Linked DNA regions of Homo sapiens: region 1 is linked to region 2. Evidence: chromatin contacts called from ENCODE Hi-C or POLR2A ChIA-PET data. All regions are on one chromosome and are shown on one strand. The core of a region is the stretch at or near the end of the contact, and the rest is flanking DNA. Distances in the headings are between cores, read along the strand shown.

The links. Hi-C counts contacts between places; a loop is a spot of excess contacts on that map. ChIA-PET counts read pairs that join two places held with the same protein, here RNA polymerase II (POLR2A). Pooled maps may share reads with other maps.
Region 1: a pooled map shows a loop between it and region 2 (1.8-fold over the local background). The contact joins the enhancer-like site here to the promoter of NMUR1 in region 2. A Hi-C loop is called at or near these places in 7 of 50 pooled maps. POLR2A ChIA-PET finds 5 or more read pairs at or near these places in 2 of 52 experiments (GM12878 and T-cell).

The regions. Positions count from the first base shown.
Region 1 is chr2:231,641,230-231,644,580 of GRCh38, forward strand. No RefSeq gene overlaps it. Among named protein-coding and RNA genes, the nearest start is that of TEX44, 50 kb to the left of the region's middle. RefSeq lists enhancers at 1,823-1,882, 1,923-1,992, 2,173-2,312. Within about 2 kb of position 1,667, at least 32 of the 41 ENCODE cell types and tissues checked have a DNase peak (open chromatin) inside an H3K27ac peak, as active enhancers do; they include GM12878, where a contact is called at or near this core.
Region 2 is chr2:231,528,873-231,532,509 of GRCh38, forward strand. NMUR1 (neuromedin U receptor 1) reads right to left here and starts at 1,573. Exons shown (of 3, transcript NM_006056.5): 1 at 1,487-1,573; 2 at 1-145. The coding sequence starts at 1,489. LOC105376787 (a long non-coding RNA gene) reads left to right here and starts at 3,298. Exons shown (of 4, transcript XR_001739928.2): 1 at 3,298-3,637. RefSeq lists enhancers at 1-35, 2,525-3,259 and a silencer at 1,401-1,830.

The DNA of each region.
Region 1 (3,351 bases), core at 417-2,916, 110 kb after region 2:
CTCTGTCACCCAGGCTGGAGTGCAGTGGCATGGTCTCGGCTCACTGCAACCCACCACCTCCCGGGTTCAAGCAATTCTCCCATCTCAGCCTCCCGAGTAGCTGGGACTACAGGCACCCACCACCACACCCGGCTAATTTTTGTATTTTTAGTAGACACGGGATTTCACCATATTGGTCAGGCTGGTCTCGAACTCCTGACCTCAGGTGATCCACCCGCCTCAGAATCCCAAAGTGTTGGGATTACAGGTGTGAGCCACCACGCCCGGCCTTGAGGGTAATTCTTTTTTTTTTGCTCGAGACAGAGTTTCGCTCTTGTTGCCCAGACTGGAGTGCAATGGCGCCATCTCAGCTCACTGCAACGTCTGCCTCCCAGGCTCAGGTGATTCTTGTGCCCCACCCAGCCTCCCACCTCCCAAGTACCTGGGATTACAGGCATGCACCACCACGCCCCGGCAATTTTTTTTTTTTTTTTTTTTTTTTTTTTTTTTTTTTTTTTTTTTTTTTTTTGTGAGACAGAGTCTCTCTCTGTCGCCCAGGCTGGAATGCAATGGCTAACTGCAAGCTCCGCCTCCCGGGTTCACGCATTCTCCTGCCTCAGCCTCCTGAGTAGCTGGGACTACAGGCGCCCGCCACCACGCCCGGCTAATTTTTTGTATTTTTAGTAGAGACGGGGTTTCACCGTGTTAACCAGGATGGTCTCGATCTCCTGACCTCGTGATCTGCCCACCTCGGCCTCCCAAAGTGCTGGGATTACAGGCGTGAGCCACCGCGCCCGGCAGCCTTCTCATTCTTCTTGCAGGAATCTTTTAAATTCGTTATTTGGAACCAGCACAAAGTGTCTTGGTACCAAGTGTAGTGATCACTCAAGACAAAAATGAAATAGACTGGAAATGTGGCAAGGCCAACTTGTATGTTCCAAAAACAGGTTCTGAAAGGAATTTTTGTTTTTCGAGACAGGGTCTCACTGTCGCCCAGGCTGGGGTGCAGTGGTGCAATCACAGCTCACTGCATCCTCGACCTCTGGACTTTAGTGACTCTCCCACCTACAGCTTCGTGCCACCACGCCAAGCTAATTTTTTTATTTTTTGTAGAGACGGGGGTCTTCCTATGTTCCCCAGGCTGGTCTTGAACTCCTGGCCTCCAGTGATCCTCCCGCCTCGGCCACCCAAGGTACTGGGATTACAGGCGTGACTCACTGTGCTCAGCCCTGAAAAGAATATTTTTTAAAACAAGTTTAAAAATAAAATATTTTGAACAGTGAAAGCAACATCTTTGAAATAATCACAACTTTCTAGGATTATTCCTTTGAAGTTCTGTTCTATTTTGATTTTTAAAAGATCTCTCTCAAGACTGTAGAGGTGCAAACAGGTTCAGGAAGAGCAGCTGACCCCCTCCTGCAGCACAGGAGGAAGGAGACAGAGCAGATCCGGGGCTGCAGCGGCTTCCCGAGGGTCCCCGCGGCCGCATCCTGCGGAGGGGTTCCAGTGTTTCTGTTTATATCTGTGTGTGGGTGTGTCTCCCTCTGGGTTGTGCACTAGCAGGCTCTGGGCGTGTCCCATCTAACAGCAGCTCATCCAGGAGGTGTTTCATCGCTGCAGGGAAATTCCAGAGGGCAGCTCCTGCCACAACTGCGGTGAGACATAATTTCCTTGGGAGGAAACCAGTTCTCAGCAGCCAGAAATGAAACAGTTTCCACTCTGGGAGGGCGCAGGAGGGTGTGGCTGCAGGCGGGGCAGAGCTACCCGCCTGGAGAGCCTGCTGGCCGGCCTGGCTCCCTGAAGCCTCCAGTCACAGTTTAAATTTAGACCTTCTATTCTGGTCCGTGCTGCTCACGCCTCACCCCGTGGCCACCGGTCAGCCAGTTTCCCCGAGCACAAGTGTGCTCCGGAGGGACAGAACACGTAGGAGGTAAACGGTGTCCTGACCTTCGTTCTGTGGTGGTGTGGAATTGTGAAGTGGAATGGAAGAAAGACCAAGGCCAGAAAAATCCTCCACCCTAACAAATTTCAGAACCAGGGACCCCATGTGCACGCGCCCCACTAACTTCACAGACAGAAACATGCTTGTCCTACAGCCGTTTGTGGAGAGTCAGCCACGTGAACCACCAAGACTCGGTCCCCCTTCACGGTCTGGTGGAAATTCAGACAAGAAGAGGGCTGATTAGTGAGCAGGAAGAGAGTGCATGTTCAGGGCAACTTGAATCTATGCCTTGAGGCAGGGGCCAGGGCGGGGAGGGAGTAGGCCAAGGGCTGTGAATCCCAGCACTTTCAGAGGCCGAGGCGAGAAGCTTGCTCAAGCCCAGGAGTTCGAGGCCAACCTAGGCAACATAGTGAGACCCAATCTCACAAAAAATACAAAAATTAGCCAGGTGTGGTGGCACACACCTGTGGTCCCATCTACTGCAGATGCTGAGGTGGGAGAATCGCTTGAGCCTGGGATCATGTGCCCCACTCACTTCACAGACAGAAATAGGCTCGTCCTGCTGCAGTGAGCTGAGATTGCACCACTGCACTCCAGCCTGGGTGACAGAGCAAGACCCTGTCTCAATCTATATATATAAACAAAGTTAGCAAAATCTATGAGAATTAAGGCCTGCTTTACCCTAAAAATTCTTTTTTAAAAATCATACACGCTGGGCGCAGTGGCTCACCCGTGTAATCCGAGCACTTTGGGAGGCCAAGGCAGGTGGATTGCTTGAGTCCAGGAGTTGGAGAGGAGCCTGGGCAATATGGTGAAACCCCGTCTCTAACAAAAAAAATACAAAAAATAGCTGGGCGTGGTGGTCTGCGCCTGTAGTCCCAGCAACTCCGGAGGCTGAGATAGGAGGATCCCTTGAGCCTGGGAGGTGGAGGTTGCAGTGAACGGAGATCATGCCACTGCACTGCAGCCTGGGTGACAGGGTGAGACCATGTCTCAGAAAAAAAAAAAAAAAAGAAAAAAAATCATATAACCATAATTCCTATAATTTCCACTTCATTCTGTTCCCTGCCCAAATGCCCCTGCCCTGACCCTCCAAATCAGTCCCCGCCTCTCACTGCCCCTCATCCTGCTTCATGTTCTCCCCAGTGGCACCATCATCTGACAGTGGCACACATCCATGTGTCTTAGCACTTCCTCCCCCAGAATGCAAGATCCAGGAGAGCAGGGACTTGGCTTTGCTCGCTGCTACGTCCCCGGTTCCTAGAGAAGTTACCTGTATTAACCAAACACTTACTAGATACCAGGTGTTGTTAAACATTTCAAATGGGTTTTCTAATTTTATCTTCATGATAACCTGTGAGGTTTTTACCCAAGTAGGAAAAGGAAGCCGGGAGAAGTTGAGGATCCTGTTCAAGGACACACAGGGAACC
Region 2 (3,637 bases), core at 323-2,822:
TGAGTCTCAGTGCCTCGTCAGTCAGGTTCAAGTCCTCAGGGTCAAAGTGCCCCCTGGCCGCACTGCCATTGCAAGCCATGGGGTTCCTTGCACCCCCTGGGTACAGGTCTCCAGGGAGGACAGAGCAATTGAGGCAGAGAGGAGTCTGTGGAACAGAGGGGAGAGATGCCCAGAAAGATCATTCAGGGAATGCTGGCTCTGTCCTCACTCATCAAGCCAAAGGTGACATTAGCGCTATGATGACCATTATTTTAGGCACCACTGAGAAAGAAAAAACTCTTCCATCCACAAGTCAGAGATGTAAAAATAAGCTTGGTGCAGTGGCTCACACCTGTAATCCCAACACTTTGGTCGAGGCAGGCGGATCACTTGAGATCAGGAGTTCAAGACCAGCCTGGCCAATATGGTGAAACCCCGTCTCTACTAACAATACAAAAAGTAGCCGGGCGTGGTAGCACACGCCTGTAATTCCAGCTACTTGGGAGGCTGAGGCGGGAGAATTGTTTGAACCCAGGAGACAGAGGTTGCAGTGAGCGGAGATTGTGCCACCGGACTCCAGCCTGGGCAACAGAGAAAGACCTTGTCTCAAAAAAACAAAAAGCAAACAACGAAAAAGTAAAAATCTACATTTAAAAAAAAAAAAACACGTGGGGTTTTGATTTTAAATTTCATGATCTATTGGAACCTTTGAGTAAATGACAGATCTTGGGTGTCTCCTCTTTCAAGCAATGATGCTAGATGAGGCACTCGTTTGGGCATCTGTAAAATGGGCACAATGCCTGGTATTGCAGGGTCTTCAAGAGCAAGCGCTCAGGAAGCAACTGCCTGGATTCGAATCCAGCCTCCCCAGTTCCAGGCTGTGTGACCTTTAGCGAGGTAACCTCTCTGAGGCTGTTTCCCTATTAGGAGGATCCAGGGAGTTTAATCCATTAAAGACATTAACACAGGGCCTGCCTGGCATACGGAAGGGCACGGGGATCACCCCCTTGCTCTGGGGACCCAGTCACTATGAGAGTCAAGTGAGGGAGTGTCAAGGCTACACACTACAAATGCTTCATCCACAAGTTGATTCTTTTTTCTGTTTTCTGTCACCTGAACTGTTCAGTCTCCATATTTGACGCCCTTGGCACTGCCAGTTCTGGGGTTCCCTCTCCTCTATTGAGCCCCACACCCTTCCTCCCGCCCGCCCTCACCCCCGCTGCACAGCAGCGCGGGAGCCTCGGGAACCAGTTGGGAACGCGCAGGCGCCAGCCCGGGTTCAAGGGAGGCGCCCTGGTCCTCGAGGAAGGGTCGCAAGCCCGCAGCCCCCCGGCGCCCCTGGCCGGAAGACACAAATGACCCGAGAAGTTGCGAGGCTCCCCGGTGGCGGGGACGGGGGGCACCCCGACGGAGCCCTCGGACCCTTCCCGCCCTAGGACGACCCTGCCCGCACCGAGCCCCGGCCCAGCTGCCGCGCCCTAGCCCACGCCGGCGCCTGCGCACCTACCATGCGGCCCGCGGCCCGCGAGACCCCGGCTTCCACCCTCCGAGCGACGGACACAGACGCGGCGCGGGAGCCAGTGGACTGACTGACAGCGGCCCCAGCCCGCGCCCCGACGCCCCGCCTGTCCGGCCGGGAACGCCGCCAGGGGGCAGTGCAGTCCCCGCAGCCCGGGCGGCGCCCCCTCCCGCACTGGCGGAGGACGCGGCCGTTGGAGGCGACACCTCCACAAGCAGCGTGGAGGCGACACCTCCACAAGCAGCGTTATCTGACGGAACCCTCACAACAACCCGTTTTACAGATGAGAAAACTGAGCCTCAGAGAGCCGCAGAGGAGGAGCCCGAGAGACCTGGGGCTCACATGTGATTCCCGCCCTCCAGCGTGCTGAGTTTAGCTTAACGCCGTCACGGTGTCCCTGCGGCCTCCAGCTCCTCCTGCCCCCCATTCAGACCCACCTCCAAGGACAGGGACGGCCCACCAGCCCCTTGAAGTCGACATGCCCCGGTGCGGTTCATCCTCCCAGGCTCCAGGCCTCTTCTTCTGTCCCAAGGCCCATGATTGCAGCCTCCGCAGCCCCTCTCACCCGCTGCTCCCTTCGGGGCCTCCAGTCCCTGAGTCCAGGCGCTCGGCCCTGCAGGACTGGGCAAGAGCCCCCTATTCTCCCTCCAGTCCATCCTCCCACAGCCACCAACGACCATCACCCCCTCGAAACCCTTCCTTGGGGCCCCCCCACTGCCTTCTGAAAAAGAGCACACCAAAGTCTAGCCTGGGGGTGGACCTCCCCACTCCTCACCTGCCTCCCTGGGCCACCCTCTCCTCACCATTGTCCTCAGCCCCAAATACTGTCCCCCTTATCCGTTCAAATGTTCTTCTGCCCCCATCACTGTACCAAGGGTGGGGGTATAGACAAGGATGGAGGGAATTTAGGGAAGGGTTAAGAATGCCCAGCCACAGCCTCCTGCTCCCCCACACTGCCCACATGCAAATCCCAGTGCCTCACCTGCTCCCACTCCCTAGTCCTGCAATCAGCTCCTTAGCTGGAAGCTGTTTCATCAGAAACTTCTAGGGACCCTAGAAATGACGGATCACACAGAGTAAAATGCTGGTTCCGGGGCCTTTGCCCAGAGTTTTGTCTCCTTAGCCTGGGCAAGGCCCAGAAATCCTCATGTTTGACAAACGCCCTCTGGAGAGCCCCATGCCCCAGAATCACACTGAGGAGCACCAGGAGAGGTTACAAAGCCACAGGACCCCGAGAGGCCACCGTGAGCTCAGAAGCTCTGTGTGCCTCAGTTCCCCTTCCTGTAGAATGGGCTAACCACCATCGCCACTATTGTGAAGGTGACATGAGACACTGAGCGTCAAGATTCAGCACAGGGGCTGGCACATGGCCAACACTCAAGAAATGTGGGGTGGGATTGTCACCATTTAGTGGCAACTGGAGGCTCCTCCTTCCCCCCGCTTTCCTGCACCCTCCTCCTCCCCACTGCCCCCCAATTCCATAAGTCACTGTCTGGGCTTGGGGATGGGAGTTAGGCCCTCAAGGAGCCTGCACCAGGCCGGCCTTCCCAGGAACTCCACATGTAAACAGAGTCCCAGGCAGGGGACGGTTGTGGGAAGTGCAGGGGCACGTGGTCCTCAGGGCCTTGGGAGAAAGGATTCTGTGGTGCCCTGGGAATTAACTACTCAGCCCCTGATGAGCTAGTCCAGGAGAAATCCTCAGTAACAGGGCTGCCAGCACAACAGACGGGCAAGGAGGGATGACATCACTCAGCATCAGAGACCACTGTGGCATCACAGGCTGCTCTTAGCAAGTGAGGAGCATTTGGACCCCAGCCCTTCACTGGAACACACACACACACGCACATGCATGTACACACACATACACACACATGCATGCACACATCACTCTGCACATACCACACCACACACACGCGCACACACATACCACTCTGCACAGACTCTGAGCAGTCCGAAAGTCCCCGTGGACCCTTTGGTTCACACAGCCCTGGAGGGGATGGGGAAGGACCCACCTAGCCTTGCAGAGGCAGAATGACTCTTGCCAGTCAGGAATTCCTACAGCGGGTTGCATCATTCACATAACATTAGCAGCCATCAAAGGCTAAAGAGCAGCCCCCAAAAAGGAGAGGCTCAGTGGCC